2 separate regions of the Homo sapiens genome follow, and region 2 is linked to region 1. The links are chromatin contacts, found by Hi-C in ENCODE. All regions are on one chromosome and are shown on one strand. The core of a region is the stretch at or near the end of the contact, and the rest is flanking DNA. Distances in the headings are between cores, read along the strand shown.

Region 1 (4,140 bases), core at 580-3,079:
CAAAGCCTGGGATCCTTCCACTGCACCACCATGCAGACTACTTTATTGAACACTTCCTATGTGCTGGGCACAGCACCAGGCCCTTCACAAGCATTAATCTCTGATCCTCGGATTAGAATTATTGCCAATTTATAGAATAGAAATTAAGGATGGGTGCTCACTTCGCACCACATATACTAAAATTAGAACGATACAGAGATTAGCATGGCACTATGCGAAAGGATGACACGCAAATACGTGAAGCGTTCTATAAAAAAGTAAACAACAACAACAAAAATTGAGGACGGGGTGGGTTTTAAATGACTGACAAAGATCACTCAGACAGGAAGGGCAGAGCTAGGATTAGCGTGTAGCTCTCCAGCTACTCAATAGCAGGGATTCTGCCAACCCCATTTTGAGACGCTGACTGGTGACAGAGCTTTCATAAACCTCGATCGACCCAAGCAAACTCAGTTTTAGAAAAAGGCTGGGCTTGGCCAGGCGCGGTGACTAACGCCTGTAATCCCAGCACTCTGGGAAGCCGAGGCGGGAGGATCGCTTGAGCCCGGGAGCTGGAGATCAGCCTGGGCAACATAGTGAGACTTTGTCCCTACAAAAAAGTGAAAAAAAAATTAGCCGGTCGTAGTGGTGCGCGCCTGTGGTCCCAGCTATTCGGGAGGCTGAGGCGGGAGGATCGCTTGAACCTGGGAGTTGGAGTTTGCAGTGAGCTATGATCGCGCCACTGCATTCCAACCTGGGCGACAGAGTGAGACCCCTGTCTCAATTAGGAAAAAAAAAAAAAAAAAAAAAAAAAAAGGCTGGGCCGCGCCTGCGCACTAGCCATAGGGGCGGGGAGGTCAACGCGAGGCCGAGAGTGCTGTGGTGCCAGAGAAGGCGTGTCTGTTTCCCAAACAACCACTGTCCCCACGGCGCCTGTCTGTCCCAAGGTTGGTCGGTATGCCGCGAGTGACGGCGTCTCTTAACCAATCACCGCAGAACTCAGGCTGTTGCCGGGGCGAAGCGGTGTCCGCCTCCCCCGGAAGGGTATTTGTAGGTGGGTGGGACCGGAAGTGACGCTACAGGGGCCAGCTATGCTCCCGGGAGTGTTGATGTTTTCCAGTCATTCCGGCTGACAGCGTTCAAGTTGGAATCCTGGAGGGGAGGTGTTTTTCCTGTCGTACGTGGGACAGGCCACGCTGTCCGTCCGCAGTACCGACGCCTGCAGGTCAGAGCTTCGGGGAGAAAAGTGAAGAGCAAGACGGAACTGACGGGGAGAAAGGCTGGGAACCAGGGTGTCGACTTTGACTGAAATTTGAGACGGAGGGCACCGGAGGGCGAGCACTCGCCTGTGATTGGCCCGTGGGCGTCGTCGAGGTCCCACGCAGCTGCTCAATTGGTTGGTGTTGCAATTGTTGTGGCGGCGGCGGCGGCGATTTTGCCCACGTACTTCCGAGTAAGGGGCGGGGCTGTGCCCTGGCGCGCGTGCGCAGCGCCCCGGGGCCCCACCCGGTAGTGCAAGAACCTGCGAGGGGGCGGAGCGAAGAGGTGCTTGTTTTGGTTCTGTTTCCTTTGAAGCAGAAGGCCGGAACAAGCGTAGCAATAAACTTGCTGGACTTGGAGAGAAGGCTAAGACAAACTCGCCGCACTGCCTTCATCTTGGACTTTACATCCGGGTTCTCCTCTCGGCGTGACCCGCGCGCCGCCACCGCCGCCGCCGCCGCCGCCGCCTCCTCCGCCGCCGAGGGTTCTCGAACCGGTGCCGCGATCCCTTTATCCGGGTCTCGCCGTTCCCGTCGTGCCTCGCGCACTACACTAGCCCCCTCATCCGGGTTCTCTCCCGGCGTGCCCCGCGCCGGGTTTGTTGGGGGGTACTCGGCAGTGCAGCCATGACTATACTCCCCAAAAAGAAGCCGCCGCCTCCCGACGCCGACCCCGCCAACGAGCCGCCGCCGCCCGGGCCGATGCCCCCGGCGCCGCGGCGCGGCGGAGGTGTGGGCGTGGGCGGCGGCGGCACGGGCGTGGGCGGCGGCGATCGCGACCGTGACTCCGGCGTCGTGGGGGCCCGTCCGCGAGCTTCGCCACCGCCTCAAGGCCCGCTACCAGGACCGCCGGGCGCTCTTCATCGCTGGGCGCTGGCCGTGCCGCCTGGTGCAGTGGCGGGTCCCCGGCCACAACAGGCTTCTCCACCTCCTTGCGGGGGCCCAGGTGGTCCCGGCGGCGGTCCCGGCGACGCGCTGGGCGCAGCGGCGGCGGGTGTGGGTGCCGCGGGCGTGGTGGTGGGTGTGGGTGGTGCCGTAGGCGTGGGCGGCTGCTGCTCCGGGCCTGGGCACAGCAAGCGGCGACGTCAAGCTCCCGGGGTTGGCGCGGTTGGCGGGGGCAGTCCCGAGCGTGAGGAGGTCGGCGCAGGCTACAACAGTGAGGACGAGTATGAGGCGGCTGCAGCACGCATCGAGGCTATGGACCCTGCCACTGTCGAGCAGGTAAGAGCTGTGGGGTGAGGGGTGAGCGGCCACGGCAGATGGGACCCCCAGACTGTGAAGGGACTCAAGGAAGGCTGTTTGAGATCGCCCCAAGGGATCTAGGCGTTTTCACTGGGCCTGACAGTCTTCTCTGGCGGTAGGGATGTGAGACACCTTCTTTCCTCCCCTCCAGGATTTTGGGGCTAGAGGCCTACGGTAAGGTGTCAGACTTAAAGATCCGAGGTCTCTTTTAAGGTCTATAGTCGTCATTCCAGTCCCTGGGACCTCATCATATAGGGCCAATAGGTGGGAATTCTCCAAGAGATACAGGTAGGATCGCGCCCCTCTTGAGTAGGAGTCTCAGGTCTCCCAAGAGACTTAGGTATGTGTTCAGTGGCTTAAGAGCTCTTTTCCTCTGGGATAGAAGTTTGAGATTCCCCTTCCAGGAAAGTCAAATAAGGTGGAGACCTCGGAGATCGGGGCTGAACATCCCCAAGGAGCCTAAGCCCTTTCAAGAGTCTGAGACACTCTGCATATAGGACAATCCTCTCCCGCTTCGCTGGGTAACACTGCACAGGACCACTGAATAGCCAGACCTGAGACCTCAAGGGTCCTAAGTCTGTCTTCAGGGGCCTGAGAGTCCTGCTTCTAGAATCAAGGTCCTGACACACACACACACACACACGCCCCCTTTAAGGATAGGGATCTTCTAAGCTTTTTCCAGGGATGTAAGACTTTTCACAGGGAGATATGATTCCCTTGCCCTTGGGGACAGGGACCAAAACCAACACCCAATGACCAGCAGCTTTACTTATCTCCTTTCTGAGTGACAAAGGTCTGCATTTCCTATCAGTGGCCTGAGACCTACCTCTTGGGAGACAAGGGCCTGAACCGCTTCAGGATCTTAAGCTTCTTGTAAGAAGAGATGGGCCCTCAGCACCCCCACCAGGGGCCTGAACCTTTCTTCAGGAAAATGAGACTCACAGCGTTGGATCCTAGGGCCTAAGATCCACCTGCTTATGGACTGAGGTTTTTAGAGACCGAGTCTGAGGCCTCTTCAGGGGCCTGGTGTCCTGCTGCAAAGGTCTCAGACAAGGTGAAGTCTTTAGGAGATCCTTCTTCTCAAGGCTGGTGTCTGAGTGGTTTTGGGGATCTGAGACTCCCCACCCCACGAGCATATGTGACCCTTTTACCCCAATTATAAGGAACTGAAACATACCTTGGGGATACAGTATCCCATTTTCCCCTCTGTAACAGGGGTTTGAGGCCCTCCCACCTTGGGCCTAAGCTTTTTGTCAGGGACATACGACCCATGCCTTGGGAACTTGAGCCTGAGACGACTACTCAGGGGACATGGGCAACATGGGATCCCAGAGATGATGTCTGGGGCCTCCCTACAGATCTTTGCCTACTTTTAAGGGCCTGAGACCCACTCTGCCAAGGACACTTGAGCTTTCCTTCAGGGACAGGAGACTCATACATACCTTGGTGACTTGTGTGTCTAGAGGTAAGGTCTGAGCTTCCTCCTCAAGGAACTTAAGATGTACACCTGAGAAACAGGAGGACTCCTCCCCCCAGACCTGAGCCCTGAGACTCTTCCCTTGGGGCATGGATAAAGGATCCCTGTGGAACAGGGTCCTGAGTCTACCTCCAAGGGTTTGAATCATAACTCAGGTGTGTGAAGGCCTGTTCCCCACCTTAG
Region 2 (3,781 bases), core at 1,264-3,763, 1.5 Mb after region 1:
CTTCTTGTTCAAGCTTGATCTTGATTTCATACCATATACCAGAGTAAATTCCAACTAGATTAAAGTAGAAAAAATTAAAGCAATAAAAACACTGAAATACATGTTAAGATTATCTTTCTATCTGGAATAGGGAAGTGAAACTAGGCAAGATGGGATATACAAAAGCCATAAAAGAAAGTTTAGACATATCTGATCAGAGGCTACATTTCACTAGTTACATATTACACATACAATTTTTCTTTCTTTTTTTTTTTTGAGATGAAGTCTTGCTCTATCACCCAGGCTGGAGTGCAGTGGCCCGAGCTCAGCTCACTGCAATCTCCACTTCCCAAGTTCAAGCGATTCTCCTGCCTCAACCTCCCGAGTAGCTGGGATTACAAGCGCCCAACACCATGCCCGGCAATTTTTTTTTTTTTTTTTAGTTGAGATACCACGCCTGGCTATTTTTTTTTTTATTTTTAGTAGAGATGGGTGCTGGGATTACTGTGCCCAGCCCATATAAAATTTTTCTAATTGCACATTTAAAAAAACATAAAATGCAAAAGACAAAAAGAGTTTAGGGAAAAATACTGCAATGTAACTGACAGATGGTTAATATCCTTAATGGACAAAGATGTTAATATCTCTAATGTAATATCCCTAATGTACAGTGTAACTGACAGACTGTTAATATCCCTAATGTACAATGTAATTTGTACACTGTTTACAAATTGATACGAAAAGGAAAAATCACCCTAAAGAAAACTGGACAAAGGATATGAACATTTGCAAAAGAGAAAAGCCAAATGGCCAATAGACCAAAACAATCCTCAATTGCACAAAGTAGTCAGAAAAATACAAAATTAAAGACAGCATCAACATCCAGCGCTGGAGGGGATTTGCCTTAATGAACTTAATGATTTTGCTGGTAGGACTAGGAAACTTTATAATCTTTTGGGGGAAGGAATTTGGCTATATCTATTCAGTAATGAAACCTGCAGTTAATAATAAAACTTCAAAACATAGGAAGCAAAAATTGAATAGCACAAGGAAAACCTGCCAGTACAGTCTCTCTCTCTCCTCTCTCTCTTTCTCCCTGCCACATCACCCCCAGTTGACAAGCTGAAGGGAATTATCAGGAAACACACATTTTAAAAGGCCCAACGCACAAGCTTGAACCAATAGAGCCGCAGAGTACGATAAATCCAACAACTAGAAGATACAGTGTTTTCAATCAAGGCACAAAACCATTTTTGAAAGCTGGCCTCGTACTTGAGCCTTAAGGCAAGTTTCATCAAATTTCAAACTCAACGTTCTTGGGCCACAAGGCAAATGGGCTTAGAAATCACTAACACAGGGATTAACTTCTTGTTCGTTTGCGGAAATGCAAAATGGTGTTAAGACCTGTAACATTTTCTGCAGTCCCTCTAAATTCCTTCTTTGAATAATCGATTCCTAGAACAGGACGCGACGGACCAAGCTGGGTCAAACTGCCGACAGCTCCATTGGGCAGCATGTCCACCCCTGATGACCAAATCCCACCAAACGTGCAGCTGGCACTCGGCCGCCTTTGTTTCCTTCCCCTAGAATAAAACTCCGCTGCTTTCCCACGTTCCTGGAGCAGCAGCCGGAATAAAGCGCCCATGGCCTTGCCCTTTGAGTCTCGGAGGATGTTTGCCACTCCAACAATGGACTTTTAAATAATTCAGGGGTCAAAAGGCGTGTGTGGGGGGGGGAGAAAAGTTACAAATCAGCACTTGAAACCGAACACAAACAAAAATCAAACAAATCCGAACTAATATAACAAATCAAAACTTTGATCTTTAGAAGAAAACTTCAACCTTAATGCTTCCAGGAGGAAAGCAGAAAGGATAATGACTGAATTGTGAAAACGAGCCAAAATGTTCCACCACTGATGTCACACACACCTATGACTCCCTGCACAGATCCACGGTCCCGGGCGCTGAATCCCCGCAACCCTCTGCGCCCACAGAGGTTAAACTCTCGCTGCTGGCGACTTCCGCTTCCTGGCCTAAATCTGACACGCACGACTCCCCCCGCGGCAACTGCACAGGTTCGGTGACAGCCGAGACGCCGAGTGTTTCCCGCAGCCGGCCGGGGTCCAGGTCGGAAATGTAGCCAGTGGGGCCGCCAGGTGGGCTCCAGACGCGGTGGGCGCGGGGTCCCGGCCGCCGCGGGAGAGGGGTCGCCGCGTCCCACAGAGCAGTGCGGCGGCAGGGGCGGGGGCGGGTGCGTCTCGCGACCTGCTCCTGGGGGTGGGGGCTGGGCGATATTTAAAGAGGCGGAGGCTCCCCGGTAGGGACGGCCTGAGGCCGAGGGCACCCTGAGGGCGGAAGAGGCAAAGCGCCTCGCCCGCCGGGGCCTCGGAGGTGACTAACTCCTAGAGGCTGCGGCGGAGGGGAGAAGCCTGGTGGTACATTCCATGGCCCAGTGCCTCGGCCACTGGAAAATCCCACAGGGGTATATCGAGTAGGGGACCGCGGGCTCCGCGGCAGAAATGACCGCCCTTCCAAGATGGCGGCTCCCGTAGAGACACTCCCAAGGAGACAGCCATGTTCCTTGCCTGAGAGTCACTGAAGGAAATTGGAAAGCCCGCCTCTCCTTCGACGCACACGCGCACGCGCACGCACGCACCGGCGCGGTGTAAGGGCACCCACCAGGTGTAATTGTGGGCGAGCGGCCGCTTCGGAGCTGACACTAAGCATGTGCAGATCAAGTCCAGAAGCGCCGGGGTTCCTCGAAGCAGTTTTCAGGACTTAAGGCTCTGGGAGTGAGTTTAACAGACGGACTTAGGGCCACTTAAGCATTGAGATAAATATGGAGATGTTATGACATGGATCAAGCATTAAGATAATTATGGGGATGTTATGACATGGATTTTGTACTCGAAGATGCTCAGTAGGATGAGTAAGGAGGCTTCTCTGGGGTCATTTATAGGGAGGTGCAGAATGAGTGATTGGGGTTTGTGGGTGAGTGATGGGTCACTAGAGAAAGTTGATGGGTAGCCTGTGGGATGAGTGTTGGGGACACCGGAGTGAATAATAAGGGGGTCTGTGGGGTGAGTGATACAGGGTCTCTAGGGTGAGTGATAAGGTATATGTGAGATGAGTGATGAGAAGTCCGTGGGGGTAAGAAAGGGCTGTGCGGGGTGACTACTGGAGGTCTGTGAGGTGTGGGATGGGGTTTATTGGGTGATTGACCAAGGTTCCTGCTGGGTGAGTGATGCGTTTCTTTGGGACTAGTGATGGGGGGCTGTGGAATCAGATATGCAGCTTCCTGGGGTCAGTGATAGGTGGTCTTTAGGTCTGAGATGAGGTTATTTCAAAACCTACTTTTGACTTTGTTGGTCCTCCTGTATCTTTGTTTCTCTGTCATTAATATCTGCCCTTAACTTCGTTATTTCTTTTCTGTTTTTTAATTTTGTTCTCATTTTTAAAGTCCTGAATTTAATGCTTATCTTACTATCCAGTCATTTTATTTTATAATATAAACATTCAGTTTATAAATTTTTCTCTAAGAACACTTTAGCTCCGTGTCACATGTTTTGTTGTGGTTGCTGCTGTTCGGTTTTATTTTGTTTTGAGACAGGGTCTCACTCTGTCGCCCAGAGATGGAGTGCAGTGGCACGATCATGGCTCACTGCAGCCTCAACCTCCTGTGCTCAGTCGATCCTCCCAACTTAGCCTCCCAAGTAGCTGGAACTATAGGCATGTGCTGCCACACCCACTAATTTTTTATTTTGTGTAGACACGGGGTCTCACTATGTTGCCCAGGCTGATTT

What was found. Hi-C counts contacts between places; a loop is a spot of excess contacts on that map. Pooled maps may share reads with other maps.
Region 2: a pooled map shows a loop between it and region 1 (15-fold over the local background). The contact joins the promoter of LINC01560 here to the promoter of OTUD5 in region 1. A Hi-C loop is called at or near these places in 6 of 50 pooled maps.

Annotation. Positions count from the first base shown.
Region 1 is chrX:48,955,296-48,959,435 of GRCh38, reverse strand. OTUD5 (OTU deubiquitinase 5) reads left to right here and starts at 1,829. Exons shown (of 9, transcript NM_001136157.2): 1 at 1,829-2,459. The coding sequence starts at 1,866. It also overlaps the pseudogene RNU6-722P. RefSeq lists an enhancer at 1,083-1,272 and silencers at 1,373-1,532, 1,733-1,782, 2,153-2,212.
Region 2 is chrX:47,481,448-47,485,228 of GRCh38, reverse strand. LINC01560 (long intergenic non-protein coding RNA 1560) reads right to left here and starts at 2,513. Exons shown (of 1, transcript NR_126059.1): 1 at 2-2,513. ZNF41 (zinc finger protein 41) reads left to right here and starts at 2,007. Exons shown (of 5, transcript NM_001324144.2): 1 at 2,007-2,134. RefSeq lists a silencer at 1,993-2,282 and an enhancer at 2,273-2,572.